7 separate regions of the Mus musculus genome follow, and all the other regions are linked to region 5. A link is a loop called in an ENCODE intact Hi-C map of the cell type or tissue named here. Cell type or tissue: heart. All regions are shown on one strand. Each heading gives the region's core, and the rest is flanking DNA. Links, peaks and the distances in the headings are about the cores only.

Region 1 (4,495 bases), core at 218-4,217, 200 kb after region 5:
CCCTGAGAAAGGCTCAGATATACACTGGTATCCTGAACACCCAGGGTAGTCAGCAGCCTGCTAATAAAGTCTTTTTATTGGTTTAAACCCATGTCTGAGCAGTCTTTTCTGGTGAATGCCCCACAGTTATTTTAAGATGCAATTTGTAAATTTTTTTAAGATGCAATTTTTTATTTGCTTTTTTTTTTCTGAATCAAGGTTAGCCATTGTTCTATAGTAGACAGATACAAAGCAATTTTGATCACAATTTTAGCCTTTGGCTAGAACTCAGAAACTATTTCTATTTTCCTTTCTGATCACCAAAGTTTATAAGAAAAATAGAACAAATATTTAAGATGAATATGCAAGGTTGCTATATTTTGATTAACACAAGTTAACAGTGAACATTTTAAATAAGAATTGTATTTAAGAATATTAGGGAACCTGAGAGGGAAGGTAATTATTGTGGAAAGAGCATTATCTAACCATATAGATTTTTCTGTTACTGGGCTCATTTATAGTGCACCATAACTACAACACTTTCCTTCTGAACACTAGAAACATCAGCTTTAGAAAATTTAGCCAGAAGCCTAGTTCAACACTGTTTGAAGCCTATATCCCATAATCTGTGATAGTTGCTAAGTTACTTGGTTCATTAATAATACATATGAGACTAGCAGCCCAGCAAAAAGTAGGAGTAAACATTTAACTCTAAAAATTGATTACAGATGATTGCTACCCACAGAACATAGCATAAATAAAAATTGGAAAACACCAAAGATACAGAGATAACTCAGAAATGTGAATGTGTGGTCTGTGGGACTGTGTTTGAGAAGGAAGTTGAGGTCTTCTGTTCTGTGGCTTTCAGGGTGGCCAAAACCCCAAGGACACACTTCCATGTTGACCCTAAGCTTGTGAGTGAACAGGGTTCTGAGCGTTTTCTGGGTGTTCTGTGCTGTTGGAAGGTGAAGGCATCATTGTCCTTTGTAGAGTGACTCCAGAACCTCGTACCTCCTGTGTCATGACGACTAAGTGTACTGTGAGCCCAGGACTTAGAACTTCCAGAGCACACGACTAAACAAACACATTGAAATGCCCTCCTGGCAAGTCTAGCAGCTGGGTAGTTAGCAGACAGGTCCGGAAGCCAGCTGAGGTGTGCAAGAACACTTACCACTATTTATGACAGGCTTCTCCTCTTCATCTGGGACAATCGGGAGTTGTAAAAAGCTACTTCTACTGATCTTATTCAAACACTGGACATTCAATTGTAAATAATGCTTTAATGATTCCTTAACAATCCTCAGGTCCTCTGCCTGACATTTTTTACATTTTCTTATCTATAGATTCTATTTTCAAAAGTCCATATATTGAAAACCAAAGGCAATCTTATCTTAAAGATTATGAAGTAAATTGTCCAGTGTCTTAAGATTGGTTTACTAACCTCAGTGTTGATGTTTGCCAAGTTAGTTCATCTTCATGGGCTTCAGTTTCTCTGTCTACAAACTTAGGCTGTTTCTTTTCTTCTTAAAAAATGTCTCTTTACCAGAATTGGTTGCACAAGTTACTTCAGGAAGTAGACGTCTCATGAAGGCCGGTGGATGAAGACATCTGCTGCATAAGTGCATTCACAAGTCTTACTGTGGATTCACTATTCGACTCTACACACTCATCGAGCTTTCAAGATGACACCTGAGGCAAATTACGTTTTCATTTGATGCTATCCGTGAAAATCTAGTCATGCCTTGTGGATACTGGGCTCTGCCAGAAGTCCTTTTCCAGACACAGCCTGTGATGGTGAACCGGAACCACAAGCTAAAGGCAAACGATTTCTAACTTAAAAAAAAAAAAAAAAATCTTCTCTACCTGTTTAGAAATTCCTGTGAAGTATTTGAGGGCTTAGAATCATTCCATTGCTTCCATGTCACACAGCCATCTGTCTCCGAGGCTACCCACAACTTTTTCTGTTGAAAATGATCTCTAAATTCCATTTCATATTACATTCACACTTTAAAGTAACATTTTTGAAATCTAGTATCCTTCGGATTTACAAGTTGGGTTTTTTTTTTTGTTTTGTTTTTTTGTTTTGTTTTTTACAACTGAAACAAACAGGGAACTTGATTACAGTAGAGAGCAAATAACAGATTTCTTCAAACAAGAATAACGTAATTATATCAGGTTATAATGCTAGTTTAGTTAGATCCTTAGTTACATTTAAACAAAACAGAAGAACACGTTGTTCAAATGGGAGGGACGATGTAGGAAATGGGAGGGGGGTTGATATTTGAAGAGTAGAGTTCCATTAAAGTTCATCAACTCCGTAGTACTGATTTTTAGAGGTAGGGTGTTATCGTAGGGAAAACAGAAGACTCGACGTTAGATCTCGGCTAAATCAAAGCCTTTGACTATGGTTGACCAAAGATCCTCCCCCATCACTTTCTGGAGCTTGGTCCCTCCTTTTTTGAGGTGTAACAATCCCGCAGTTAAGACTTCAGCTTTCCTCACTGATCTTCAGAGTTCTTTCTTCGGAGAGAACTACATTCCCCACAATTCCTCGCGCGTCGTCAGGCATGCTCTCCTCTGGCTCTAGCCCCTTCTCCTCCAGTATTCCTACAAGTCCCACAAGGCCCCTCGGCCCAGGGCCGCTTTGGCCCGGCCTGGGGTGGAGGTGGAGGCGGAGGCGCGGGAGTTATGGAGGGGGCGGGCTCTGCAGGGAAGTACGTCAGAGGAGGCGCGGGGAGAGTAGGGTGCTGTGGTCGGAGCTGGAGGGCGAAGCCGGTGGAGTGAGAGGATGGGCGGTGAGTTCGCGGGGTCGCGGGCCGGCTCGGCTCGCGACCTGGGGAAAGGGCTCCTTGCTGGCGCGGCCAGGCCCGGGGGCTGGAGCGGCAGGCGGGGCGGGGAGGGGCGGGGCTCCGGGCCAAGGGGCCGGGGCTGGCTGGGTTCGGGTACCCAGGGCGCTCGCCCAGCCCTGCCGGTCTCCGCCCGCCCATGCCAGGCCCTGCTGTGCGGCCCAGGGTGACTGCGCTAGGCGCAGCTTCCAGAACCCGGCCTTTAAGGTCATCCGAGAGCACCAGGATGGACGAGAATTTTGAGAATCAGAATACAAATCGCACTTGCTGGGCTATTGATGACTGTAGTCGCCCCGGTCTTTTCCCCAGTCACTCCCCATTTTCCAAACTCCGCTCCCCAGTTTGTAAGCCTGTTTTCACGGGTGCTTGAGACGAGGGGTTTGGTGCTGTCACGGTGTGCATACATTTGGCAGGGTTTGACTCAGCGTGATCTTGCCTTGAGTCATTTTACCGCGGCCATTTACTACCGCCGTGGAGCCCTGTCCACGCCTAGGGAGTGTTCAGATTTTGCCTAAGTCACTTTTCTGTTTGCGAGTAGGGATTATTTAGTTTTTATGGATCTGTGCTATATTTTAGGATATACGGAGCAGTATTACAGTTTGGGAGGTTGAGAAGTGTGTAATGGAATGGGGGGCGGGGAGAGTAAGGAGTGAAGAATCCGGTTGTGTCAAGAGGCTTGGCTTAGCTTTAATTGAATTGAAGGAGATTGATAACTAACATGGTGTTTTTGCTCTCTTTGCTATGACATACATTTAAACTTTCCCCTCGGGTTAACACCTTCAACTCTGATTTCCAACTTACACCTCACTTCTGCCCTTATTTATAATTGTAAGCCTCCCCACTAAAAAAGCTGGGGGGTCTTCGTTTCCTATTCTGCTGTCTTTTTTCTCACACAAGCCTGAAAACACATAGCATGTTTATAGCTTGTGTAAAAATCCACTCTGCATTTAAGGTGTGCACGCTGCACTGCTGACCATGGGCATGTCTGTTGTTTGTACCTGTAATGTGTATGTCCTTTTCAGTGTTGTCTGTTTTAGTATGCAGGTGATAGACTAGAGAACAAGACTTCTGTCTCCGTAGCATCTTGGGTATGTGAGCATTCAATAAGTACTTTTCATGAGAATGCCTTTTGTTTTAAACTTAACATTTGTTGCCCTTTTGTTTGTAAATTTTTTACATCGATAAATGCATTGCGTTATGGAAAGAAGGGATGGGGAGTAGGGTAAAGGGGCTTTTTTTTTCTTTTTAGCATATTCTGATTTGCTCTTGAGGTCTGACTTTTCTTTCTTTAACTTAAAACAGAGCAGTCTGAATGCCAGAATGGATAACCGTTTTGCTACTGCGTTTGTGATTGCTTGTGTGCTTAGTCTGATTTCCACCATCTACATGGCGGCCTCCATAGGCACGGACTTCTGGTATGAGTATCGAAGTCCCATTCAAGAGAATTCAAGTGACTCGAATAAAATCGCCTGGGAAGATTTCCTCGGTGACGAGGCGGATGAGAAGACTTACAACGATGTTCTGTTCCGATACAACGGCAGCTTGGGGCTGTGGAGACGGTGCATCACCATACCCAAAAACACTCACTGGTATGCGCCACCGGAAAGGACAGGTACGTCCTTTACGTCCTAATAATGATGGCCCAGTGACGTGCAAGCTTGTCTGTGCTT
Region 2 (4,495 bases), core at 154-4,153, 100 kb after region 5:
GATTGTTGCTCTGTGTTCTGTATTTAGAGGGTAAACAGTTAAAGCATCGTCTGTTGACCTTTTAGTCCTTAGCTTAGTTTTAACTCATTTCAAGGATTTTGGGGGGGAGAGAAAAAAAAAGCAGTTAAATCGGAACAAGGAAAACTGATAAAGTGGTACTGCCCTTGGAGCCTTTCCCAGGGGGTGCTTGATCTTGCACAAGCCTCTCTTAAAAGGGGCACAGGCAGCCTCTCAGCTTCTCTGGTAAGGAAGCTGCTGGCTAGTCCTGCTACAAAACCTCTGCGCCTGTGAGAATTGGATTCAGCAGGTGACAAGGTGTTCCTCTATTGAAATGACAGCTAGAAGAAGTAAGGAAAGTTTTGTCTGTCTGTTTTTTAAATGTATGTGGCCACTGCATGTTTATTTCTGACTGATCTTAAATGTATAAGTTGACTACACTCTACCTGTCTTGGTAAAAGAACAGCAGATTGAAAGCCCCTCAGCACCCCAAAGACCCAAAGCCTAACGTTTTATTGGTCTCTCCTTTTCTTATCCCTCCTATTCCTACCCCCACCCCTGCGTTTGCTAGTTAAGTTCAGTCCCTCTTCTCACGGTTCCCTGGATAACTACCTAGTCTTGGCAATGGCTGGACTATTATTCTCTCTATTACTTGCCCTGACTTGTGGGCCCTTCCTCAGAAACCCCCTTACCTACTTTATCCAGGCCTGCATTACAATATAAACTTAAGAGCCCATTTACCCTCTTGGCCAATGACCGAGACCTTGAGAAAACTGACAAATCAAGGATTTAACTCAGTTACAAATTAGAGGGGGGAGTGAAGAGCCCAGAGAAATTCCAGGCATTGGTCTGCCACCGTTGCCTTCTTGCTGCATGTCCTCAAGGCCTACATTCTTTTTAGTTGTAGTAAAAATTCCTGACCTGTGTGAGGTTCATAAAGGTTGAGTTAAGATCACTGCCTTAGAATAGCCTTGAGCCTGTACCAACACTTTGCAATCTGCCATGCCCTGGGCTCAATAACTAACCCTCAATTTACGAATTCTTTCTTTATTATCCCCTGAACATATGCTCATGAGTTTACACTTCAAACAGGGACTACTCACACCCTTTCAAGGTCATTGTGTCAACTCCCGAGACTGACCATAACCCTAACAGATTAGAAGCATTTTCCCATGGTGAATAAAGTAGTTTTTTTTTTTTTTAAATTTATTTCTGACTTGGTAGTCCTTTCCTCATTATTTGCATGCCCTGAGAACCCAACACTAAAGACCTCTCCTGAAGCTTAGAAATTAATTTTCTTGCTTGACTTATTCTGTTATTGAGGTTTTCAACTTTGTGTTTTGAAATTTCCTTGTATTGATTTCTTAATGCTGGGATTTCTGCTTGTGTTCTATAACTCTTGAATTTCTCATGTGGACCATGAACCTTATTACATCTTCAATGCATTTTATGTGCTATGTTTTAAATGAACTCATTTAAAAATCATCATGACTATAAAAAACAGGTGTTATCTGCAACTTTTTTTTTTTTTCTGGTGAATGAAAGAACCTAGGTATAATAGAGAAGTAAAGTAATTGCCTGAATTTACAAGTGGCCAAGCCAAGTTCAGGGTGACGTTTAGGCGGTATGAGGCAACTTCAGAATCATGTTTTTATGTAGTGAACTAAAATGAATGTTCACCTGCCCATCCTCAGTTGGTGCCATTTTCTTAAAACACGCACGCATACATGCGCGTGTGCTGGTGTGCAAACACACACACACACACACACACACACACACACACAATCTGTGATTCTGTCCCATTAAGATTTGAAAACTAGTTGGTGTATGCCCTCTAATGGGTACCCAGAGCATTACACAATGGCTGTGGCTACTCCTGAATTTCAGCAGGAAATCTGTGTTTGTTTTGTTTTTAAAGTGTATTCCCTATGCCAGAGCCAGATGTTCTGGTGCACATGCACAGCTGTATCAGCATACAGGATAGGTGATTTCCATGTAATTCACTGAATAGTGAGTATTACCCTAAATTTGCTTTCGTCACAAAACTCTGTACAATGAATGTCACTGAGTTGTTTTGTTTTTAAAGACTTACTTATTTATTTCATTTCATGTATGTGGATACACTGTCACTGTCTTCAGACACACCAGAAGAGGGCATCAGATACCCATTACAGAGGGTTGTGAGCCACCATGTGGTTGCTGGGAATTGAATTCAGGACCTCTGGAAGAGCAGTCAGTGCTTTTAAACACTGAGCCATCTCTCCAGCCCCACCACTGAGTTTTAGGTGTTCTAGGAAATTCAGTTTGTATATTGAAAGCTCTCCCTTGTTCTATATAACTCAAGCTTTTCCTCCCAAGCTCCTGTTCTTGAATAATGACTTGGAGGTTTATTATTAATGAATGAATGGCTAGACCATATTCTAGGTTTGTTCCCTGACTAGATCGTAACTTATATTAACCCATTTATACTATTCTATGTCTGCCACATGGTGGCTTGTAACCGCTCCTCTGTTTCATATATTCAACTTCCTCAGAGTCTGGATAGAGAATCTTTCTGCGCCTCACTCTTTCCCAGAGTTAGTCTCTGTCTCTGTCTCTGTCTCTGTCTCTGTCTCTGTCTCTGTCTCTGTCTCTGTCTCTGTCTCTCTCTCTCTCTGCTGGATGTCCCACCTTCTAATACTGCCTCAGTTCATTGGTTACCAGCTTTTTATTCGCAGGTGATGTTTCCACACGGTGCACAAGAGGCTGTCCCTACAGCTCCAACATGTTTGGTGTCATCATGTAAGTCTGTAGCCTTTGTGTAGACCAGGAACGAGTGGGTCATTCTGCAAGAGGCAGACTTCCTTCACCACAGTTACAGTAGCTCACTGAACCACTAGTCATCTTCAGCATGGCCTTTCAGATTCCATTTCTGGGTTCACACTGTCTGATTTAATTCCTTACCTTTTGTCCGTATCCTAGTCGGAGAGAGTAGGCCAGAGGAAAGGATTGCTGTGCCTCTAATGGTCAAATCCAGGAGTGGCACAACACAGATTCTTCCATGTTTGGTCAAAAGCTTCAAAAGACAGGGAAATTAACAATGTCAGAGAGGAAACCATTTGTCCATATTGAAACCTAAAGTTCTGCTGTTAAAGGGAGAAGTAATCGATTGTAGGGATGAAACTGCCTCTACCACAAGTCGTGCTGCATATTTGCGTGTTCTAATGTGAATTTTCAAAGTGCCAATTGTTTATTAAGCTAGAGGTGTTAGCTATCTGTAGAATTCCATTTAATGAAATGGTTGTGTTCTTAGAGAGGCGCTACTGATTCTCATGGGAACCCCTATTTTCTTTGTTTTAGAGGCCTTCATGATAGTCACCTGAGTAATTATAAACCTAGATAACTGAAAAATCTATTCCGGCTGTGATGGTATTTCTGGTCTTCTTGTGCACAAATTGTAGTTTGTTACCCTGCTTTTAATTAAATGTCACCAGTCCCCCCAAGAACACTGTTCAAATGTCAGTTACCCCATTCTACTTACTGTGTGCAGGACAATGCGCTTATTGTGAAAGATACAAACTTTATGTTAGCTCTTCAGTCCACAGTTCATTAGGGAATAAGAGTGTCTTCAATGTTCACTGATTAATCCTGTCACTTAGAAAGTAAGCTTCTAGTGTTTGGCTACTGTTGGTATGTTGCTCAGTTCATGCACAGTGCATAGAGGTACATAGCTGTATTATTTCTGTGTCTCCCTGGAGTAGACTGATGTGCCAGTTTATAAAACAGAATGATAGGCGGGGCTGGCAAGATGGCTTGGTGTCTGTTCTTCCAAAGGTCCTGAGTTCAAATCCCAGCAACCACATGGTGGCTCACAACCATCTGTAATGAGATCTGATGCCCTCTTCTGGCGTATCTGAAGACAGATACAGTGTACTTACTTATAATAATAAATAAATCTTAAAAAAAATAATGATAGGGAGAAGGAACATGGATGAGAGTGAAAGAAGGAAGTGGAAAATGACAACACTGAGGGGTGAAAATCTAGTCAACCCTAAATGAAATTATAGAAGATAATAGGGTAAATACATCTCTTTATCTCTCTAACTCTCTCTCTCTCTCTCTCTCTCTCTCTCTCTCTAGTCAGGGAAGCAGAACCAGGAGTGATCTTGGGTATACATGTGTTCACATAGAACAAACACAGATGTATTATTATGTAGAGAGACAGAGACAAAGTAAGACAAAAAGAGGGAGACTAAGACAAGGTAGAGGGGAGAAGGGATCTTTATATTAAGGACTTTGGGCTCTGGCAAGTCCACTATCTCTAGGGATGGGGGAGGGGCCAGCAGGCTGGAGAGCTAGGGAGAGCATGCTCTGGTTCAAGTGTCTTTGCAAAGAGAATTTGCAGTATCCTTTCTTGCTCAGGAAACAGTCTTCAGGTGATAAACAGAGACTCACCGTCCACATTATAAACCTTCATTTCACCTAAAATATAAATTAACAGGAGCATACAGGATAAGGT
Region 3 (4,495 bases), core at 364-4,363, 64 kb before region 5:
AGCCCTCTACAGGTGTGTGTGTGTGTGTGTGTGTGTGTGTGTGTGTGTGTGTGTGCGCTTTCCAAGTCTAAGCTGAATTGTTTGTGTGTACACATGGAGACCAGAAGACAACGTCAGATGTGTTCCTCAGGCACCGTGTATCTTTTCTGTAAGATGGGATCTCGTTCTAGCCTGGAGCTTGCCAACCAAGCCATGTTAGCTGGCCATTGAGCCTCTAATTCTGCCTGTCTCTGTCTCCATCATACTGGGATGACCAAAGCATCCTAACACTCCCAACACTCATGGCTTGTGTGTGTGTGTGTGTGTGTGTGTGTGTGTGTGTGTGTGTGTGTGTGTGTTTAACATGGATTCTGGAGACTGAATTTAAGACCTCGTGTTTCAAAGGCAGCTACGTTACTAGCACCCGAGTCTAGGCAGTTGTCTTAATCCCGAATGTCTGAGATTAATCAATCTAGCCATAAAAGCCTATGTTGTTTCCTGCCACTGTAAAAAAAAAAAAAAAAAAAAAAAGAAAGAAAGAAAAAAAGAAAGAAGGAAAATGCATATTTGTTTCTGATTCTGAGTGCTTCCTGGCCTCAGTCATGATTTTATTTCTCCTCCCCCTCCTCCTCTTCTTCCTCTCCCTCCCCTACTTAATTTCATGGAGAAAATCCTGTCACAGTCAGATGTGTGATGGCACTCTGGCCCCCAGTGAGCTCCTGTGTTCTCTCCTAACGCTTTATAAACACTCCCACGTTCTCAAACACTTGACCAAGCGACTTTCACTCACTCTCAGCTTCTCCTCCACCTTTACAACGTGGAAACCATAAAGAGGAGAATCCCTTTGGGGAGCCTGCGACGCCCCTCTCCTCTGTCCCAGGCATTGGTAAAGGGAGTGGTGTGTGCTGCCCACGCTGAATCCCTCCCTCTAGCCTGGCACCCATGCATTTGCCCGATAGTATCTACCTGACGCTGTATCCACCCTCTCCCGGTCGCTCTCTTCTGTCATACACTGCTTCCTCTCTTGGATGCAGTTGTAGTAAAGGAGATGCTGTGGGTTAGGCAGCACAGCGCCTGCCTGTGAGCCCTCCGTGACTGTCAGCATTTTCTGCCCCTGTTCTGCTCACTGGCTCATTGTGGGGTAAAGAAAGGAATTACTATTCCAAGTAACTTGGAACAGACCGTTTTCAGTGCGATGAGATGTGGATAGACCGATAGGACTCAAGGTCTAACCCCAGCATGGCTTTCTGGGCTTGGCTGCACTGTTACCTGGCCATATCTGTAACTCTTGTCATGCTGTGGAAACGTCCTTCTCAGTTAGTAGCTTCTCTCATCTGTAAAAAGCACAGCGCAGCTCACGTTCCCCTTTCCTCACTGGATCCTCAGCGTCCTTCTGGTTTTTACTCTTCTACAGAAAGAGGAGTGAGCATCTTTAAAGATGTATCTTTCAATATCTTGATGTTTTCCCCAAATAAATTCTTGGTGTAGACTTGTAGCCTTTAATAGATTCTTGTACATACTGCCTCAAAATACCCATCAGAAATATATATTTATATTTATTTATAGTCCATCAGCAAACCTGTTTCTTGCTGTACTCTCAATTCTCCTTTCAAGTGACTGCCAGTGTGATTAGCAAGCGTAGCATCTTGTTTTCATTCTCCCTGACAGTTCTTTGCAGCTGAGGTAGACCTGTATTGTCTTGATGGGTTTCTAGGTGACAGTGGACTTGTTATAATATGCATTTTGGCCCGTGATGTCTTACAATATACACTTTACTACATATACATAAGATGCTTTCTAGTTTACCATTCGTCTTTTAAATTTTGGTGACTTCTGGTAATTTAAAGCATACTGCTTTTGCCAGGCAGTGGTGGCACATGCCTTTCATCCCAGCACTAGGAGATAGGTGTGTGGATCTCTGTGAGTTTGAGGCCAACTTGGGCTACAGCCTGAGCTGCACAAAGAAACCACCCTGTCTCAAAAAACCAAAACTGAACAAAACAAAACAGAACCCTACACTGCTGTTAAATGTGGGGCAATGGGCTATGCACAAACAGCCTGGTTTCCAGTCGAGCTGAGGTCATGAACTCTGGTGAAACCCAGTGGTGATAATTCACCTACATGGGACAGAAGGCCTTCCCTCATGTCTCCTGGACCCCTGGCTCCTGTCGAAGTTACTGCCCCCACAGCCAAGAGAAGCGTGTGGTTAGTAGTCACATACACAATGTCCCAAGCTTCTGACCTTCAGGCTAGACTCCTCTCAGTTACCTAGCAACAGCAAGATAACAAATCCACTATAAGAGGAGCTGCTTGGCCCCACCTCATTCTCTCCCTCTTACTCTAGCCTTTCTTTTCTCTCTCTCCTTTTTCCCTTTCTCTCCTCTTGTCCATGGCCAGTCTCTCTCTCTCTCTCTCTTTCTACCTTCTCTCTTTCCCCCTGCCTTTCTACAAGAAAGCTCTAAAATCATAGACTGTGTCTGTTCATCAAGGCCTGGACTAAGGACTCTCTCCTGCATGGGAACCTCTCTCCCTCTGCCCTCTTCCCATATCTCTGGGGCCTGGTGCTGCCCTGGTGCTCCTATTTTGTTCTCAGCTCCTCTGCCATATCCAGCGTGGGATGCCAGAGACTGAGAACCTGGTACGGGGCTGCCCCTTGTCCAGCCCCCACCGGATGGGGTCAGTGGCTTCACACAGCCAGATGCCCACTCGGGGACGAGTGGAAAGCATCTGGCAGTCCTCCTGCGTCCTCCACGCCCAGAGCACAGGAGCTCTGGTGGGCCTTCTCCCTCATCCGTCTTCCCCTATACCCACAGCCCTGCAGTTAAACGTGTGCAGAGGTGGAGGTGGAATGAGCCAGCAGCATGCCGAGTGACCTGTCCACTAGTCTGTAAACACTTGTGTCTCCCAGTTGTGGCCAGCTTTGTTTCATAAATGATGTGTAAGATATTCTTGGAGATACAAAGTGTTGAGCTTTCGACTTCTCTGTCATGATGTCTGCTTCGCTCTTAATGTGGTCGTTCTGTTTCATGGCTTCAGATGTCGCACTGGCTGCCGTTCTGGTCCCTGTGCTGGTCATGGCCCTCACCACACTCATCCTCATTCTAGTGTGTGCTTGGCACTGGAGAAACAGGTCAGTACCCAGCTTGCTTACATGATTGACTGGGGGAGGGGTGCGGGGATAGGAAGCAAATTTCACCTGGAGAGTTACCAAACTAAAGGCCACTGATAGAATCATACAAATCTATCCTAACTAGAGGATACATAGCTTATGATCTGCTCATACTATCACAAGTGTGTCTTTCACAAAGGGCTCAAGCTGTTTGCCTGCTAGGATGGGCAGATCTCTAGCCACCAACATAACTACTGAGGTGCTGTCTGAGCTTGGGTCAGAAAGAGAAATGTAGGGTTTATTTTATAGATTAGAAAATTCTTGAGTGCTAAGCAGACTGATTATATTATCCGATGACTGGAAAGTGACAGGATTTACAAAGTATGGTCCTGGTGCCTAAAAGAGGAGGAAAGAGGCATCGGGATAAACTTGGAAACAGTCTAGTCAAACAGAAGTACCACAGCATGATTCTACAAGAGGGATGTGCTTGACAGCAATGTCAGCAGGACGCACGACTGTGACGGAAGCAGCAGCAGCCTGGAGTGATGTGAGGTTTCTGACTAGTAGCGATGCTGTGGGTTGAAAGAACATCAGAAGGGATGGGTTTGATGGAGAAAGAAGATGACGTATTTGTTCACTGTTCAATAAATAGTATATCTAAATATGTGGCTGCTCCTTTATGCCAACTGTTGGCCCATGTGCTAGACTCTAGCAGCTGGAAATCTGTCCATCCTAGCAGGCAAGATTGAGCACGTTGTAAAAGATACACTTGTGATAGTATAAGCAGATCATAAGCTATGTATATCCTTATTTATAAAGCAGAATCTTTCTTGGTAGCCTGTAAACGCTACCTTTAGTTAGGATAGATTTTCATGATTCTATCAGTGGTGGCCTTTAGTTTGGTAAGTGAGTGAATAGTAATTCTTGTTTGTTGTTTTTAATAGCATTTTTTTCTTTTTATTTGTTTATTGATTTTATGAGTGCTCTGCTGCATGTACACCTGCAGGCCAGAAGAGGGCATCAGATTCCTTTATAGATGGTGGTGAACCACTATGTGGGTACTAGGAATTGAACTCAGAACATCTGGAAGAGCAACTAGCACTCTTAACTGCTGAGCCATCTCTTTAGCCCTATAATATATTTTTTTATTAATTGAGGATTGCATAATTATATCTTGATCAAACTTGACCCAAACTCCTCTAGGATCCACCCCCCCCCCCAATTTCATACCCATCCAACGTTGTCTTTACTTGTTCAACCTATTGTTTATATGCTTGGGTGTGTGGTGTGTGGCCATCCAGTGGAGTCTGGTCTACCTACTGGGAGCCACACCCTTGAAGAAAAGTAATTATTCTCCCTCTTTAGGTAGCTATTAATTATCAGCAGCTCCTCAGATAGGGGTGGAAT
Region 4 (4,495 bases), core at 156-4,155, 210 kb after region 5:
CACACAATTAAAACACTAATTGACTAAAAGATAATGTGAAGGCATTTCAATGCTTAATCTTCCTGTAAACTTTCAATTCAAATGCAAACTTCTTTAAATTTTCAAGTTTTGGAACTTTCTAGCTAAGTAGCCCTTGAAGGTACAAACTGGTATTTTTACAGGCAGGATGCTGCATAGCCCTTGACACATGGGCAGTGTCTTTTGTCCTCCTTTCAACCCTCACGAGAGAATCATGACTCAGAAAAATAATGAAACAAGGACACACGTTTATATGCAGAAATTCTTTTCCTTCATTCACCGGCGCTAATGAGATGATTTTCTCTTGGGTCAAATTGCAGTTAAGTGCCAGTGTCCTATATATTCATTATGTGAGAATTTGCATTCCAAACACGGTAACAACAGTGGCTATTTACCCTAGAGAAGTTACCATAATAATTACTCTCAGAATCAGATTTATTTTTTACTGTTAAGTGAGTTAGATTTTTTCTGACATATAAACACTTACATACTTTAGGCAAACGTCTGTAAAGCAAGATCCAGCTTGTATTACTATATCTTAGAAGAGGTTTAGAAATTCAAAATAGAGTCTGTTTGTTTTGTGTTCACATTTTAAAGTTGTTTGCATTACTGAATAATTTGGTCGCCTTTTATCGACTGACTCAGTGTTGGTGGCTCAGGGTGTGAACTTCAGGCCACCTGTCTTGCAGCTTTTGGACTCTTCCCAACCATCCAGCCTTCTGTTCTGTTTGTCTTGGCTTGTCATATGTTCATAAACATCTGTGACTCCCATGCTCTCTGCTTTTGTGGTCCATTGTTTGTTCCATAGATTCTGCTTTTGCTGGTTCAATCTCAAAATGAATCAAGATGCCTGTTCAAAAACTCACAGCTTATTTATTCAAAGGAGTTAGACTGACTTAACTTTTGACAGGTATAGTCATCTCAGAATATTGCCTTATTTCTCCATAACACTCATGAAATGTATTCTTCTCAAGTCCCATGGAAGGAATGTAAATGATCCTTAAGGAATGCTGGGATGAGCTCTTTGAGTGTGTATGACCCCGTGGAAGAAAGAATACATTTTATAGGAACAATCGCTGGACCAGGGTATCCCCTGGAACAGCCTGGTGTAGGGTGAAGTATCCAGCGCAGGAGACAGAATGATACACATAGTCGTTTGTCTGTCTCAGCCTGTGTAAGCCCCACTTTTCACACCTGTGATGTTGTATGACTAACATACCTGTTTGAGAGTTGAAGTGACGATTATGTAAATTGCCCATCGTAAAGTAGTCACTCGAAATGTTAATTATGACTAGTTGCAGTATGAGCTACCAGAGCTTATAAAGTTGTTCTCTGCCTAGATTGTACATTATAGCTTTCTAGATAACTTTGGAGGCGGGGGTGGGGGGTGGGGGCTGGCAGAGAGAGCTTAGAAGTTCCAATTGTGTACTGTTCTTTCAGAGGATCTGAGCTTGGAACACACATGCCAGAAGACACATCTGCCTCTAACTCCAGTTCTAGGGGATCCAACACTTTCTTCTGGCCTCCATAGCCAGCTTCACCCACATGCATACACCCCCACACAAATACACTTGCATACACATAATTTTATAGAAGTTGCTGTTGTTCTAGACAATCCAATCTAGTTGATTTGGAAGTGTTTAGGTCATTATAATTTTTTCAAACTTTAAGAAGTGAATCCATCAGGCAACTCTGGTAGAAAACTATTTAAAAGTAAGAAATCAAGGGCTGGAGAGATAGCTCGGTGGTTAGGAACACGTACACCCTAGGTCTGTTCCCAGGACCCATATTGGCAGACTCACAACTGCTTCTAACATCTGTTTCAGGGGATCACACACCCTCTTCTGGATTCTACAGGCACTGCACTCAATCTGCACAACTTTACACACATAATTAAAACTATAAAAATTTAAAATAAAGTAGTTATAATAAAAATTAAGAAATAAAATTATGTATGTTTTATTCTAAGGTTGTTAGAGACAGTAAGGTAAGCAACGTGCGTAGTGCCTGCTGGAAGTACACCCTCTGCTTCCAGTTATGTCTGAAGCTACCGATTTGACCCTTTGTGGTCAGCTTCTATTTGCCACACCTTAGGCTTAAAAGGATTAGCACTGAAACCATGGGTGCTGTCTGTCAGGAATGATTGGGAGGAGAAACCAAAGGGCTTTCATTTGCATGTGAGGTAACCAAGCTGAGCAAGGTTCTGTGGAAACAGTTCTGGCTGCTTTCACTGTCCCCTGTCCCCAGCCCTCCTGAGAAGCATAAGCAAAGCTCTACTGTCTTTTTCACAGGGTCTTGCTTCTAACACAGCCAATTGTAACAAGACTTAACATAATGTAAATAAGGAGTCTCTGTGATGGTTTGTATATGCCTGGCCCAGGGAGTTGCACCATTAGAAGGGGTGTCCCTGTTCAAATAGGTGTGGCCTTTTTGGAGTGGGCGTGGCACTGTGGGTGTGAGCTTTAAGACTCTCAGACTTCAGATGAAGATGTAGAACTCTCAGTTCCTCCTGCACCATGCCTGTCTGGATAGTGCCCTATACCCACCTTGATGATAATGGACTGACCCTCTGAACCTGTAAGCCAGCCCCAATTAAATGTTGTCCTTTGTAAGAGTTGCCTTGTCATGGTGTCTGCTCACAGCAGTAAAACCCTAACTAAGACAATTTCTAAAAAGGCTCCACCTAGTCCAGCTTCCCAGACTACCCCATAAAGGAGCTAAAGAAGAGATCATTAAGGAATACTCCAGCTCCCTCTTGGAAGCTGTGTCAGGACTCCATTCCCTCCAGTGCTGAAACTCTAAGCTGGCTGCATGAATCTGAGAACAATGAATGTAATTTGATTAACAGCTAGTGAGACAACTGGAATGCTGGCAGTAACATCAGCACAGCTGATATTAGCAGCCATCAGATGATAGAGCAGAAGTCAGAGTGGGACAGAAGGGGCACTTCAGCTACCTTCAATGGGACGAGCAATGCACGAGCCCTGAGTGTCTGATCAGCTTCTTGGTTGCATCAGAAGAAAATGCACAGAGTGTGTGACTTCCTAACTTTCTTGGCCCAAGAAAAGCTCAGAGAAGTAAGCAGTTTATAGAAATGACCTCAGTTGTTGTCTCATGTCTTGCATAAGCCTTATAAAAGCACAGTTACAGCCTCTTTAGTCCCTTCCTCCAGGATTACCATAGTTCTCCCATTTGGGGACCCTTCTCAACTCGTGGGTATTTCTCTCCATTCCTTCATTCTCCTTGATAAAGCTTGTGTCTCCACATCCTTATTCCCTAATGGGAGACAGTGAACTCAAGATCCATTGGCTCAGGTTGACTTTGGTGACCAGTCAAGTGTTGAGTCTCTCTGGGCTGAGAAATGGCCTGTTGGCCTTTAAGACCTGCATCAACTGCTTTGGGACATGGGTGGGACGTGTCTCTACCTAGTGCTCTCCCAGGGGTGGGTGTCTAAACAGGAAGGAGAAGACCTGCTTGCTTTCGCTCCTGTTCTAAGTTAAAGCCTCCCCAGGGTCCCAAGACCTCTCCAATCAGTTCCTGAAATATAACTCCAGGTGCTACGTATACCATATTGTGCCCTTATACATACCTGTGATCAAGTTTGGTTTAAAAATTAGGCAAAGTAACATTAAATTGTACCTGTTTATAAGAAATTGTCTTCCTATTTACCCCCACCCTCTTGCCTCATTGCTGGTAACTAAAAGGAAAGAAAACATTGAAAATGAGGGATACTAATTTCTGTAGTAGGGCTGTAGTTGGGGGTGATTAGGTCTCTGTCAAGAAGGTGAATGTTTTGAGTAATGTCTACTTTATCAAATTCATACTCTTTGCTAGAACTTGAAAGGAAAGGTCATGAAATGAAGTTAATCTCCCCACATGGCAGAAACAGGATGGATTAGCTATGGAATAAATAAAAGTTAGCCTGTGTGTCAGTATTGTGAGTGTTAAATAAGTTATAATGTGCAGAGGGCTTAGTACAGATCCTGAAATACAGGATCCCTATAAAGGCTAACTGTTAAATGGAGGCCTACACAAGCAGGGAAGGAAGTAGCCTTTGACTGGTTTGCAAGTCAGACCACAATGCTTGCAATATTCCGAGCTGCTGTGTACCCCATGGCTGTACTCCAACCCAAGGTTGAGAAGAGCCCTTGGTTTCTAAGAAAGGTTTACCTCAAAATAAACAGGGCTCAAAATACTCAGGTATTTTGTCCATTCACATGTCTCAAAATAGAATAATTTCTGCTTTCTAGCTTACATTTTTATTCTTTGGCTCAAACAGGACCGTGCTAGGATGAGACTTTTGGCCTTTCGGTGCTTGTGCTAACTACCAGTTTGTAATTAAAGCCCAACAACTCCAAAACTCTGCCGGGATAGAACTCATGTAGCAGGTAAATAATTTATTCGTACAGTTTGGGAGGCTAAGAGTTTAACACCAAAAACCCAGCAAGTTTAGTGTTTGGTAAGGCTTGTCCTCTGG
Region 5 (4,495 bases), core at 275-4,274:
CACATGCCAACCTTGCTCCGTGTCATAAAATACAACTTTTGGGAAAACAGATCAGAATCATACAGACATTTTCCATAAAAGTTCCCTTGATCCCAAATCGCCATTATCTAAGGTGCCTCTGAAACAGATAACCTTATTCAAAGTCAAACTAACTATCTAAGGCATTATTATTATTTTTATTTATTTATTTATTTTTCTGATCTTGCTTTCAAAAGCAATCTTTTGTGACACTTAAAGCCTTGATTGATCAGAGCTTCCCAAATATTTCACATCACCATGTCGATAAAAAGATAGCTCCGTGGTTAGAAGCTGGAAGGAAATTCTGGATTTGAAGACCGGGAAAGTCAAATCGTCAGGGTAGCCTAATAGGGAGGCATGGCCATCTGAGGGCATACTGAAGAAGCCTGAAGGTCGGCACGTCAGGGCACTGGAGCCATTAAGGACCTGCTATTTTCTAAACCATCCACTATTCATGGCATTAAGGTGTTTCTCTTAAAAACAAACTTGACTCCTGAATTTGAAATCTACGTGGTTTCTAATAGGCTAGCACCTACCATGTCCTTCCTGTCCCATCACCTTTAAACACAATTCTTCACACCCTGGCTGCCCTTCTCCTGGCTTCCTCTAAGGATCCCTAAAAGGCACTTGGAGTTTCTTTATTTTCTAGAAATCGCTTTTTATAGATTTTTCTTTTAAATCAAAATAACAGTGCGCAAGGAAGGGGCTAAGCCCACGAGAGCTCCCTAGGCAACGACCGCAAAATAGCAAGTTTCTTCTCTCTTCTCTTAAAAATTCACAGCAGCCAAAACTGCAGTTTTCTCACCGTTGCCCTTCAGTCCAAACAAACTGTCTCGGCTTTTTGTTAGGTTTAGTTTTATTGTACCAAGAAAGATTTCTTGGAAAACTCAGTAAGGTAAAAAAGAACCTTCCAGGCTCATTCACCCTTCCTCGCTTACAGACCCTTTCAGAAATAATGGTGATCGAGGAACCATGCTCTCCTGTGGGTCTCCCACTGCATAGATTGGGGGCGATCCAGGAGAGCAGAGTCCTAGCGCCCCGGAGCACCACTCTCTCTGGGTTCTCCCTAGCAGCTCTGGGACCCTACAGGAGAGCTCCTGGCTGGTCACCCCGCACACCCTGCTGCCTGGAGGATCTCAGGGCCCCAAGGTTCCCTCATCGCTCCGGTGATTTAGCAGAGGACGAAGGGTCTGAGAGCGCGCAGAGTCCCCTTCCCTACTCCGCAGCGGTTGCAGAATCGGAGTGCCTGGGCAGCATCCCAAATCCCATGCTGGGTCGGGGAACGCAGTCTTCCCCGCACCCCCAGCTAAGCAGACCCGCAGCGTGGCCAGCCGCAGAGTTACCTGCCGAGGCCCGAGCTCGGCCACCGCAGAGGCATGCACAGGGCTCTCCGCAGCGCGCTTCTGTCTGTCCCGTGGCGTCTGCAGCATCGGGTCCCGAGCAGGCGGCGAGCGGAAGCCTGAGCTAGCGGGGTGACAAGAACGCGATCCCTTCCCTCCACCCCTACCCCCGATGTGGCGAAGGAGCAGAGCGGAGCGAGGCGCAGTGTGGCCCGGAGGCTGAGACCGCCAACGTTCCCCTTACAGCTCTCAGCGCCGGACTCTGGGTCCCCCGGCGGCTGTGTGCTACGCCGCGGGAAGCTCCTCCTTATTGCTGGCGCCAGATGCTCGGTGGCCGCCGCCCCCAAGTTCCTGCCGAAAAGTGCTGCCCGGTGGCTGCCGGTGGGCTCAGAGACCCCCGGGGCGGTAGCCGTGCTCTCTGGCTCCTACCTTTAGGGCGGGGCGGTCACCAGCCGCTTGCTCTCGCTGGGAGTCCCCGACAGGAAAATCACTGCGAAGGGAGGGCCGGGAAAGGGCGGCGGGTGGCTTCAGGACAAGGTAGGAGGATTGATTTCCAGAGCCAAGAAGACACTCCCATCCTGCCCCGGTTTGTTGGGAAAGCTGCGGGAGCAAAGGCGGGAGGCTGTAAGGGGCTCTCCTTTCAGGCGCTTATGGGAGGCAGAAAGCAACAGAGTTTAGTTTCACCCTGGACTGTCTGTGACATCAGACACAGTGGGTAATTTGGTCTCTAGCTGAAAGGGAGAGGTGTTCACAAAGCTACACAATTTCCTGCCTCTGCTCTTCAAAGACAAAAGTGTTAGCGGAGTAGGTGTAGACATATATATAGTTCATCTTATATTTTAAAAAGACGTTACCTCAGAAAGAATGAAAGGGGCACTTCTTCACTCCTTTCCTCGTTTCTTCTTTCCTTTTCTTCCTTTCTTCTTCCCTCCCTCTCTCCCTATCCTTTCTTTCTGTAGCCTTCACTAGGAAAAAGTTTGTATTAAGAAAGCCCTCAGACTTGCATAGCTCTGAATGCTTTTTAAAAATCAGTGTCTGGTCAAATACTCACATGCAATCAAATGACCTCCATCCACCTCCGGGAGAGAAGCGCTACTGTCTGGGAGGAAAGGAGCTGGGTGTAACTCAAAGCTGACAGTGTGTCAAGTGGCAGCGAAGTCCTCCCACTCGTGTGATGGACCTTCTAGTATTTTCCTTAATTATACCAACAGCCCTAGGAAGTTGCACTTGTTTTTCCAATCCAAACATGGAAAGGGCTCAAACCATTCCGATTCTTACCCTTTCTACAGATTACCTTTGACATAACTCACATAGCTTTTGTAATTATATGCTTGGCTCTTGGAACACCAGGGTAGTCAAAAAAAAAAAAAAAAAAGTCCTGGAATTTGTCCATCTAGATAAATTTTCTGGAAAACTACCACAAACTTTTAGAGTTTCTGCTGAGTTCTCCCATGCTCTCTTCATGATCTTCAAAATGAAACCCGCATTTTGCTTTATTCCTCCTGACCTCCTAGGTTTTGTGTGCTCGATTTGTTTTTGACCGCACTTCCCTGTGTAATCTAGGTTGGCATGGAAATCTCGGTTCCCTTTTTTCAGACTCTGAAGTCCCTGGATACCCATCTGTGTAGTGGTGCGATGGGGAGGGGCATTCCTAGATTCTCCTCCGTTTTGCTTTTGTTGTGTTGTTGCTTTTATACAAGGTTGTTTTGTTTTGTTTTTTTTTATCTTGCTGTGTAACCGAAGCTGGCTTCTGACTCTTGATAATCCTCCTGCCTCATCCTTCCAACTGCTGATACTACCTGAATACACTATACTCCTCCTAGATTGTGTGTGTGTGTGTGTGTGTGTGTGTGAGAGAGAGAGAGAGAGAGAGAGAGAGAGAGAGAGAGAGAGAGAGAGAGATTGATTTACCATGTGGTTGCTGGGAATTGAACTCAGAACCTCTGGAAGAGCAGAGAGGACTCTAACCAATGAGCCATCTCTCTAGTCCCACTGCCTAGATTTTTTTTTAATCCTGCAAAGAAATATGCTAAGGGAGGAGGACAGGAGCTGCACTTAGGTAACCACCATGACTTTGCATATTCTGCAAAGTTTAGCTGTAACCTACTCACCTGCCTTGGACTCCTCCGACTCCTTCAACAAACCTCTAGCTCCAAAATTATTTACATTATGATTCACAATAGTAGCAAATTTACAGTTAAGACGTACCAACAAAAACAATTTTATGGTTCGAGGCCAGCCTGGTCTACAGAGTGAGTTCCAGGACAGCCAGGGCTTTACAGAGAAACCCTGTCTTGAAAACAAAAAAACAACCCCAAAATAAATAAATAAATAAATAAATAATAATAATAATAATAATAATAATAATACTTTTATAGTTAGGGTCACCACAACATGAGGTTTACAACATTAGGAATGTGGAGAACCATTGGTCTAAAGAAAGAATCAGGAAACTGGTATTTCTTCTGGAGCTCCAGGTAGATTGTGCAAACCTATCCTATTCAAGCACAGCTTTTTGTAGCATCATTGATGGAAGACGTGTTCTGAGAGAGGAAACCAACTCATATGTGAGTGCTCGCACTACAATAGTTGTGTTAGATCACAGTCAACCAACCCCAGACTGAAAATACCCAAAAAGCTAACTCTATAACACATTAACTTAGTAATAACTTTTAAGAGTTTGCTTCTTAAACACTTCTCAAAGCTTGGGTTTTTCAGTTTTGTGGAGTTGTTTCTTGTTTAGACCAGGCTAGCCTTGAACTCAAGAGATCTGCCTGCATCTGACTCCCAAGTGCTGTGATTAAAGGCAAGCACCAACACCCAGAGGGTCATTCAGCTTTAAATAATGTCTCCTTCAAGGCTGAGCCTGACTGAAGAAGCTGATTCTATTTCCATTTAACCCTTCCACAGCTTAAGTGAATATCCTGCCTGTTCTATCATCTAGCTGTCATGGGGTCTTATCTCCTGTGAGCACTTGTTCCAAGAGCAAGTACTTCTCAGAAAGAATAGCCACAGTGCATAAATTGTCTGTATTGTGACTTACAAGTAGGACTATAATGTGGGAAAGCTATTACATTTGCAAACTTCAGTCTTAGTGGGAGCACCATACTTTCCCAAAGTCTATCAGACTGAGGTCT
Region 6 (4,495 bases), core at 160-4,159, 120 kb before region 5:
CAGCACTGTGTCTCAATTCTCACACATCGGTGCTCCTCCTATGACTTCCCATGGTCAGGCAGTAGGGGAATGTTCTCCGGGCTGCTCTCCAGCCAAACCTCCAGAAAAGAAACTCAGGAAGCTGAAAGGCAAAAGAGTACGAAGACAGATGGCTAGCATCATTTTTCAGACGCTGGTTTCCCCCTCTCTTCTTTTCCCTGTTCTGTCCTCTGAAACACTTCACCACTTTATTCTCTACTTTAACAGCTCTTAGCATACCAAAACAGAGAGAAAATGACAGCACCCCTCTCTCTTGTGATAGGGGAATTACTTATAAGAAATTCGGAGTCTTTTCAGGCTGTACTCCCCTGAGGGGGGACAGCCACAACTCCAGCACTTTCTTTTCTAGAAAGGTTCCCATACCTGAGCTAGTTCACTCTGCTTCTTGTGCAGTTCCATGTAGCTGAAGGAATCCTAGCCAGCAGCTTCTAACCCTTTGCTGTGTCCACCTTGTGGCCTACGGTTATCACTAGGTGGTCATACAGAAGGAGTGATCCGACATGTGAGGTGCTTCATCTCAGGGACTATCACTTGAAGCCTTGGCTTAGGACTGGCTGTTTGCTGGGGTAGGTCATAGAGTTAGCTCTGTTAGTTCTCACCTCCAAATTGGCACTGGTGACGATGGATTTGTTTAAAATGTTTGTCTTCTCCACTAGAATGTAAGCTTCTCTAACTGAACTTTGTATGACCAGGGCGTATATTGGTAGTGCTTTCTTTGCTACACGATAGATGTTTAGCAGATACAATGACTGGGGAGTGGGGGTGGGGGGTGGGCTTATTGTGTGAGAAATATGCAAGAAACTTGAAAAAAAATGGCTTCTAGAGTCCTTTCCAGCATTTGGGTTTTCTTCTGAAACACGGGTGTGAGTGCTTTACATGTTTAGGACTCTCACATGTATTCATGAGTTCCAGAGCCAATTCCTACATACTTCTCACACTGACATTTGTACAACCTGCTTTTCTATAGCCTCATTTATTAGCTGTATATCCATATCGATTTATTTTGTTTAAAAGGCATGTATTTTATTATTTATTTATTTATTTATTTATTCATTCATTTAGTATGGGGGTGGGAGGGGAGATGTTCCACAGTGCACATCTGGAGGACCATGGACGACTTGCAGAAGCCAGTTCTCTCCTAGCAACCATGTAAATTCTGAGGATCAAACTCAGATCGTAAGGATTGTCAGCAAGGGCTCTTAACCAATGGCCTATCTCTCTGGCTTTGCATCCCAGTATAGGTGCTTCTCAGCTTATGATAAGAGTCACATTTGATAAACCCACCATCACTTGAGAACACGTTAAGTCAAGGGAACATTTAATACACTCAAGGTAGTAGACATCCTATGCCAGTATCAGTTTGCTGTACAGCATCCGTTGCTTAGCGTTGAGAAGACCCAGCTGCCAGAAATTATGGCTTGTTAAAGGCAGTCATCAGCAGGACAGGGCACAGCAGCAATACTGTGAAAAATCAACCACCATAAACTGAAAGGTAATACAGATGCTCTATAGTTACTTCCTTTGCTATGCAAACTGTTCTATCTTACTAAGTCCCTGTTTGTTAAAGGTACAATACTTTTTTTTTTTTTTTTAGGGAGTCCCTAATTAAAAATATCCCTGATGGTTTCTCTTTATAAATCTACTGTCTAGTTCTGTGGATTCTTCTTTAAAGACTGCTCTTTCTTCTGCCATACTGCCTGCTCAAAAACTCCATCAAATTGCCTATTATTTGAATTTGTACTTGTTTCATTCTGACGTGCATGATGTACTGACATTTCTTCCCCATTCCAAAACCTGCAAATTATCTATAAAGTGGCTCTAATTCCTGGGACTTCTCTGAGCACAATTTTACAGATAGTGGACTTAAATAGTCTCAGCAACACGGGTCTTATTTTATACTTCCTCTCCAAAGTCCTAGAAGCTATCTTTGCAAAAACTGAACACTACATTTGTAATTGTACCCGCAGATGTTGCTGCAATTGACTGCAGTTTTAATTAAGAAAAACATACTCTGCTATTTAAAAACAGTCCCTTAAATACAGCTCCCAGCTGAAATCTTCCAGCATCCAGCCATCCCACCCCTTCCAGTGGCCTGATGTTCGACGGGGGAGGAGCCAGGAGCAAGCAGGCTCTGGGAAGCTGGAGAGCGCGGGATGGGGAAGTCCCGGAAGTCACTGACCAGAGAGTCTCGGCGGGTTCTCTCTGGGCAGTGGTCCCAAAAACTACAGGCTCTTCAGCGGGGCGGGGACCGCTCCCGGCCCCGGCTTGGGGGCGAACCCGGATCGAGGGAGGCGGGTGGGACGCTCCCAGAGGTCCAGGGCGATTGGCAGACGCGGATGAGGGGCGGTGGAGCTTTAGGAGAGGAGCTAACAGGTCGACAGAGCAGACGGCGTGATGATTGGACGGCACGGAAGGAGCTGGACCAGATCTGGCCGCTCATTGGTCTCAGCATGAGGAGGAGGCGTGGCCAGCGCGCGCGGGAGGGAGGGAGGGCGAGAGAGCGGGGCCGGCCCGCCCGAGAGACGGTCGGTCTACGAGCGCGGCGGGAGCGCGTTCCAGCTCGGGCCCCGGTGCTATCCTCCGATCCGCCGCGCTCCGGCCTGGGGTCTCGGGGCGGGAAGCTCGGTGAAGCGGGCGCGGGGAGCAGGGCGGAGGGGACGAGGCGCGCTGCGCTGCCGCCCGGTCCTCACCGGGTGCTGCGGGCCCCGGGCGCGCGGGGCTCCGCGGCGCGCGCACTATGCGGGCGGATTGCCGGCCGCCGCGATGGCGAGCCGGGCGCCGCTGAGAGCCGCGCGCAGCCCCCAGGGTCCCGGAGGCCCGGCCGCGCCCGCCGCCACCGGCCGGGCCGCGCTGCCCAGCGCCGGCTGCTGTCCCCTCCCTCCTGGCCGCAACTCCTCCTCCAGGCCTCGACTGCTCCTTCTGCTGCTCCTACTGCTCCAGGACGCTGGAGGCCAGCAAGGTGAGTGGTGGCCCGCACCGGTCGGCCTCCTGAGGCTCTTGGCTGTTGGAGGAACCTGCCGACGAACCCAGAGATGCAGAGACACCACACTGGCGAGGCTGATGTGGCGGGGACCGGGGCGGGGTGGTGGTGCCGCCCGGTGTCTCAAGTTTGTGTCGCTTTACTTTTCCGCAAAGCCATTCATTTCTGTGAAAGAGGGACGTATGAGACCCTGCCGTGGAGGCCTCCTTGCTGTCTCCTTCTGGACTGATGGACGGAGTCGGGAGCAAATTAAAAAGCATCTTGAGCTTATTAAAGACAGGCAGGGATTGCTGTTCTTAGGGATAGCGCCCAGGTTCTAACGCGAATGAAGCAAATTGCAGTGCTCTCTAGAGCCTTGCTTACGTTTGCAATTCGTTCTTCAGAGCACCTGCCCATTACTGAGGACCGTGGTTTGTAGATTGTCTTGATCAAACACAGAAGTGGCCCAGAGTAGCGGTCCACTACCAAAAGCGCAAACTTTCTCAGAAAGTGACAAAGCTTCTTTTCCTTCTACAATCCCATTCCAGAAGCGGGAACAACTGTTGGTTGATAAATCATCAACAATAGAAAGAGAATACAGGACTGAACTTTTTAGTGTTGCTGCTTTGGGCAGCGTACCACATTCTGTTTGGCTTTATTTCTTCCATGGCTTTTCTTGTTACTAATTGCTAGGGAGAGTTTCTTGAAATACGTTTTCCATTTCTCAGTTCAGCTTCCCACTGTGTGCACTTTTTGTCAGTAAGGAATATCTTCAAGGTCATGGGATTGTCTCTTGGGAAGGTGCAGCCTTGATGGACGTGTGAGAGGTAATCGCTAAGAGAAAAACGTAAACTGTCCTCTTTAATAGTCACATTTAAACTGAGCAACCTAAGGTTTAGAGGTCTAATAGGCAGATTTCAGTCAGCGCTTACTGTTTTAGAGTGTGGAAGCCTCTGAAGTTTTGGCATCTATGTGTGTGTTTTTCTTTCTCGTGGTGGGGAGACAGACTTATATGGCTACAGAAGCTTAGTGTGTGTGGGAGGCCCGGGACTAAGTGGTTTGTGTAAATCAGTGCATTTAACACACAGCTTGGTGAGTTAGTTATCCCGTTCCCAGCAGAGGGAAACCGATGCACAGGGAATACAGCATATTTTAATGTAGAAAGGAATATGACCATTTAAGCAGTCCACTGTGTTTGAACATTTCTAGATGGCTTACATCTAGAATTTCACGTCATGTTTAAAACAAATCTTCGAGTAACAGAGTCAGCTATATAGGACACCATTATCTTTTGGAGTAGTCATTCCCAGACTGATGTAACATGCAACATTATCTTATTTTAAATGATTTTTGAATCATTTTAGTCAGCATTGTAACAATATATTTCTTCTCCCATTGCCAAAAGATTCCAAAATAAATAGAAATAATTTTAGAGAGCATAAAAAGACATGATTTTTATTTCTTCAAAATCGGGTAGTTTTGTTTGTTTAATACCTT
Region 7 (4,495 bases), core at 203-4,202, 150 kb after region 5:
GGCATTAGAGTTCTAACAAGGTCAAGTTTAGCAATACCTTGTTACTAATTGTTACACATGCGTGCATGCATAGAAATAAAGAGAAATACCAGAGAAATAAAGTGGGTTCATCAAACTCTCTCTTAAAAGGGAAAATGAATACACTGATATCAGGGCATAAAATTCATTATTTTTAACAGGGGAAGGATCAAATTAGCAAGGATTCGGAGAAGCATGTGGAGTTTGAAGATGAGTTGTATGTTTGTACCTAGTGAGATAGCATACAGCTCATCAGAATGTCCTGGCTTGTGGGGTTACACAGAGAATGAAATCATAGTACACAATAGAGAGCCAATTTTACACGCAGACGAGCACCCCTACTGCATAGCTTCTGTTTACAACTTACTGACTTCTTATTTGTCCAAGGCAGCTTTTGGATGCATCAAATTGCTTATAGAGGGAACATCTTCATATACTACAAATAGGACTTGGGAGTAATTTACCAGGAAGAGGTGTGTGTGTGTGTGTGTGTGTGTGTGTGTGTGTGTGTGTGTGTGACTGGTTTTGTTTCTTTTGAGACAGGGTCTTACTATGTCGCCCTGGCCATCCTGAAAGTCTTTAAGTAGACAAGGGTGGCCTCAAATTCATATAGGTCTACCTGACTCTGCATTCTGAGTGCTGGGATTAAATATGTGTGCCACTATGCCCTTCTAGGAAGATGGTGGCTTTTATTTTTTTCTCATACAAATCCGTTTGTTTGTTTGTTTGTTTTTAAGGATTCCAGTAAGCACTGTACATTAAGATTAAGGTGGAATCAGAGAACAGGAGAGAGAGACATCCAAACAGGCTGGAAGCTAGTACACAATTTGTTCAGGGTAAGTACACAATTAGTTATTTGTCTGGGCAAGTCTCCTGAATTTCCCATTTGGCTTATTCTTGGCTAGCTTCACATTAGCAGAGCAGGATCATAAAGGAGAAGTTTCTTACAGAAAATTAGAGAGATTCCTTTTCGTTAAAGAGCTTCATTTATCACCAGGAGGCCCAGCCAGACCCAGGCAACCTTCCAAAAGATAATTCTTATCTTTCCTTCTCTTCCAAGTCGGCCTCCAGCCAGGGCACACTACAGCTAAAAGTTAAGGGTTTCTCTCCTCTGCAAGCTTTGTCACTTCTCGTGAATTCATTTGCCTGCCACATCTGCCAGGCCTGAGCACGCATGCTGCTCCAGGTAGTTTGTGGTTGCATTTGTGTAAGAAGCAGGGGAGTGAACATATCGGTCAGAACCATACCCACTGAGCTCCAATTCCTGCTACAGCCAGAATGGAAGCTTGTGAAAGAATAACCAGTGGCCTCGATTATTATTTGTTAGTAGAAATTAGAATCATCAAGGATAGTTAAAGGGCAAATGAGCCCTTCTGATACTATAAAATAATGCTGGCAATGATATATGCTTGGAACAAAACTATTAAATGTGTGAGCTTCTGTCCTCATATTTTCAACGGGTAGGGCTATGGGGAAGAACAGAGATCCAGGATAGTAAACCGGAGTGCGAATATTTTCTCTGGATCTACTCAGGAGCCCACTACCCTGAACTCTTTGGGTAAGCCAAGCACAGGGACAAGGGTGCATCCTCCAGACCCACAGCCAGGACGAAGACAAGGGGTGTGTCTCCGAGTTGTTATTTCTGCCCGTTTGTCGTCAGCCTTCTAACCCCACTTTTGCTCACTGTGGGTGAGCGAGCAGGGCAATCCAAGGTGTACGTGACTAAAGCGCCTATCTTATCAGTCCAAGCACCTCCACAGTCCTCTGGCAGCACAGGAGGCCCGCGTGCGAGCAGCAGGACCCACCTCTGTGCGCAGGGTGCAGTCTTATCTGCTCTTTCCGGGAGCGGTCAGGCGAGTGCAGGAGGCGATAGGACGGGACTACAGTTCCCAGCAGCCTCCTCGGCTCCCGCCAGCAGCCTGCGACCTACACTCGCAGCAGCTCTTCCGAACTCCACGTAGCAGTGCTGGGGAGTCTGGGTCTCAGGACCCTGGGAGCTCCGGTGGGTCTGCAGGATCGGATTTGCCCAGTCCCGGCGGGAGATGGCCTTGCGGCTGGGCCGCCTGGGTTCGGACCCCTGGTGGCGAGCGGTGCTGGGCGACTATGCTCAGCTGCGCGCCGCGTCCCCGCGCTGCGCGTCCGCCCGCGTCTGCCAGCTGCCTGGCACGGCTGGTCCCCAGCCTCGCCGCGGGCTGGGCTACGGCCCCTGGGCTAGAGGCGGGTCCGGGCTGGGGACCCGGCTGGCCGCGACGCTGGCGGGGTTGGCAGGGCTGGCAGCCGCCGCCTTTGGGCACGTGCAGCGGGCGGAGATGGTGCCCAAGAGCTCGGGGGCGCGGAGCCCCTCACCTGGACGGCGGGAGGAGGACGGGGACGAGCTGGCCCGCCGCTGCAGCACCTTCATGTCCTCGCCGGTGACCGAGCTGCGGGAGCTGCGGAGGAGGCCGGAGGACATGAAGACCAAGATGGAGCTGATGATTATGGAGACCCAGGCTCAGGTGTGTCGGGCACTGGCGCAGGTAGATGGCGTTGCCGACTTCACTGTGGACCGGTGGGAGAGGAAAGAAGGTGAGGAGAGAGCTCCTGTTTCTTGGTTGGGCACCAGTTGCAGTTTAGGATTGGGGATTTAAAGTAGAACAGTTTTTACAGGGGGGTGGGGGTGGGGGGTGATCTGTCAGAAGGGACAGACTTGAATGACTGACATTGAGAGAGCCATTCGCTTTCTACTTGCAGATGTGGACCCAGAGGTGCCAACAATGTAGGACAAGTCACTTGAAAATATTGGCAATTCATAGTTGCACTTTTTTTTCTATAGGTTTGTTAAAGAACATCTGCAGGCAGCAAAGTGAAGCTTTCATGTTCAGTTTGTTACTGAACACGTCTCCCCCCCCCCCCCCCCCCAACACACACATTTTTTATTTATCCATCTGGGTGCATTTGTCCCTGCCCTATTAGAGGCAGAAGAAACACTGATCCTTTATGTCTGCTAGATTCCCTATGTCAAGAGTCTCCCTACTGTTTTTTGGCGGGTTATATAAGGAATATTTGATTAGTCTTCCAGTAGTTCTTACTAAATTGCATCATCAAATTTCTTGAAGGATTCCTTAGAATGCCATTCATGTTGAGTCATGTATTGGTGGCCATGTTGTTCCAAACAGAGTAGTCCTTCCCTGTTCTCCCCTCCCGCCTTAATTTTAAACTTGAGGATTTCTGACTTTTTCCAAGCTGGAAATACAACAGTATATCATCAATCCATTGTGAGTTATGATGCTACCACGTCTATATTAAATGGGAGTCAGTCTGATTTTCATGGTTTTTCATCTTGTAATGTTTTAGGGTAAAAGTCACTGACCGACCCAGACACAATCTCAAACACTAGATAGCCAGCTTTGTGTAACCTTTGGAAGTTACTGTTTTCCACCTCTGTTTCATAGTTAATGAATATATGCCGAGAACTCAGAATGTCAGAAACATGGTCAGCACTTAAATCACTCCGGTGGTGTGATCTTGAATATGGTGCCCTGCTTCTTAGAAATAAAACAACTCAGACATTAGTCTTTGAGAACAATGACTCTACGGTGACCTGTTGCCTTAAAGAAAAAAAAAAAACCTATTAAACACACATATATACACACACACATAAAATTTTACTTAATTTTAAACTCTGAACCCCTTAAGAGTTTGAATAGCTATGTTTTTGAATTGCATATAAAAATTAAAGGTAATAGGGTAAAATTGAGAGTCGAAAAATGTGAAGGAATACGGAGTTCTTGTATTCAGTGAAAGTAAAACACCATTCGGTAAACCCATTCCTGCCTGTAACATTAGCTTTCTGTCTTGTGAATAACAAACGGATTCTTTCTGGTGATATCTGGAGAAAGTTCCTTGGAGTTGTTAGGCCATGGCACGAGAACACAGAAGAAGCAGCCATTTCAGTGGTTTGTATCTGGATGCAATGTTTTCCTAGAATAAGGAGCTTAAGACACAAAGCTAGGCCAACTTATCACACATAGAAAATATATATGCTGTCGTAGATGGTTCAGGAAGTAGGGGAGGAAGCAGGCATCTCATGTCGCCACGTTCATGGGAGAGTTGTCTCCCATATGACGGTGCTCTATCCTCTGGCTTTCTGTTTCTATGGACAGGAGGAGGTGGCATCACCTGTGTGCTTCAGGACGGGCGTGTGTTTGAAAAGGCCGGGGTGAGCATTTCCGTCGTTCATGGGAATCTTTCTGAGGAAGCAGCGAACCAAATGAGAGGCAGAGGCAAAACTCTGAAGACGAAAGATAGTAAGTCCGATAACTCTCCCTGCCAACTCTTTTCCCACCAGTTTTACTTAAAAATAGCGCTATTTATTTATTTATTTATTTATTTATTTTCTGGAACTACCCTTGGATGTGTATGCCCAGTGTACTGGCTGGTTTTGTGTGTCAACTTGACACAGGCTGGAGTTATCCCAGAGAAAGGAGCTTCAGTTGGG

What was found. Hi-C counts contacts between places; a loop is a spot of excess contacts. Peaks named below come from ENCODE experiments on the same cell type or tissue, not always from the same donor. Only the 100,000 strongest peaks of a DNase experiment are listed, where the experiment ranks them.
Region 1: a loop joins it to region 5, with 2.4 times the contacts of the local background. A loop is called at or near these places in 5 of 42 quality-filtered maps.
Region 2: a loop joins it to region 5, with 2.1 times the contacts of the local background. A loop is called at or near these places in 17 of 42 quality-filtered maps.
Region 3: a loop joins it to region 5, with 4 times the contacts of the local background. A loop is called at or near these places in 17 of 42 quality-filtered maps.
Region 4: it touches region 5 in a loop (2.1-fold over the local background); 5 of 42 quality-filtered maps call a loop at or near these places.
Region 6: a loop joins it to region 5, with 2.9 times the contacts of the local background. A loop is called at or near these places in 3 of 42 quality-filtered maps.
Region 7: it touches region 5 in a loop (1.9-fold over the local background); 4 of 42 quality-filtered maps call a loop at or near these places.

Annotation. Positions count from the first base shown.
Region 1 is chr16:58,725,311-58,729,805 of GRCm38, forward strand. Cldnd1 (claudin domain containing 1) reads left to right here and starts at 2,600. Exons shown (of 6, transcript NM_171826.3): 1 at 2,600-2,774; 2 at 3,863-3,913; 3 at 4,128-4,437. The coding sequence starts at 4,146. In heart, for the core only: no CTCF peak of the experiment used is centred there; a DNase peak (open chromatin) is centred at 2,641; H3K4me3 peaks cover 1,971 bases; H3K27ac peaks cover 1,324 bases.
Region 2 is chr16:58,622,384-58,626,878 of GRCm38, forward strand. No RefSeq gene overlaps it. Among named protein-coding and RNA genes, the nearest start is that of Ftdc1, 7.7 kb to the left of the region's middle. In heart, for the core only: a CTCF peak has its summit at 1,843; no DNase peak of the experiment used is centred there; H3K27ac peaks cover 97 bases.
Region 3 is chr16:58,457,940-58,462,434 of GRCm38, forward strand. It overlaps Dcbld2 (discoidin, CUB and LCCL domain containing 2), which reads left to right. Exons shown (of 16, transcript NM_028523.3): 13 at 3,016-3,109. Among named protein-coding and RNA genes, the nearest start is that of Gm33475, 16 kb to the right of the region's middle. In heart, for the core only: a CTCF peak has its summit at 4,097 (motif pointing right); DNase peaks (open chromatin) are centred at 2,202 and 2,632; H3K4me3 peaks cover 556 bases; H3K27ac peaks cover 3,154 bases.
Region 4 is chr16:58,736,551-58,741,045 of GRCm38, forward strand. No RefSeq gene overlaps it. Among named protein-coding and RNA genes, the nearest start is that of Cldnd1, 11 kb to the left of the region's middle. In heart, for the core only: a CTCF peak has its summit at 1,874; no DNase peak of the experiment used is centred there.
Region 5 is chr16:58,521,715-58,526,209 of GRCm38, forward strand. St3gal6 (ST3 beta-galactoside alpha-2,3-sialyltransferase 6) reads right to left here and starts at 1,712. Exons shown (of 11, transcript NM_018784.3): 1 at 1,362-1,712. In heart, for the core only: no CTCF peak of the experiment used is centred there; DNase peaks (open chromatin) are centred at 1,777, 2,477 and 2,957; H3K4me3 peaks cover 2,308 bases; H3K27ac peaks cover 2,714 bases.
Region 6 is chr16:58,405,954-58,410,448 of GRCm38, forward strand. Dcbld2 (discoidin, CUB and LCCL domain containing 2) reads left to right here and starts at 2,582. Exons shown (of 16, transcript NM_028523.3): 1 at 2,582-2,998. The coding sequence starts at 2,803. 4930461C15Rik (a long non-coding RNA gene) reads right to left here and starts at 2,578. Exons shown (of 4, transcript XR_384912.2): 1 at 2,219-2,578; 2 at 1-121. In heart, for the core only: no CTCF peak of the experiment used is centred there; a DNase peak (open chromatin) is centred at 2,398; H3K4me3 peaks cover 2,387 bases; H3K27ac peaks cover 2,382 bases.
Region 7 is chr16:58,668,368-58,672,862 of GRCm38, forward strand. Cpox (coproporphyrinogen oxidase) reads left to right here and starts at 1,841. Exons shown (of 7, transcript NM_007757.2): 1 at 1,841-2,583; 2 at 4,161-4,304. The coding sequence starts at 2,061. In heart, for the core only: a CTCF peak has its summit at 2,060 (motif pointing left); a DNase peak (open chromatin) is centred at 1,994; H3K4me3 peaks cover 3,239 bases; H3K27ac peaks cover 3,840 bases.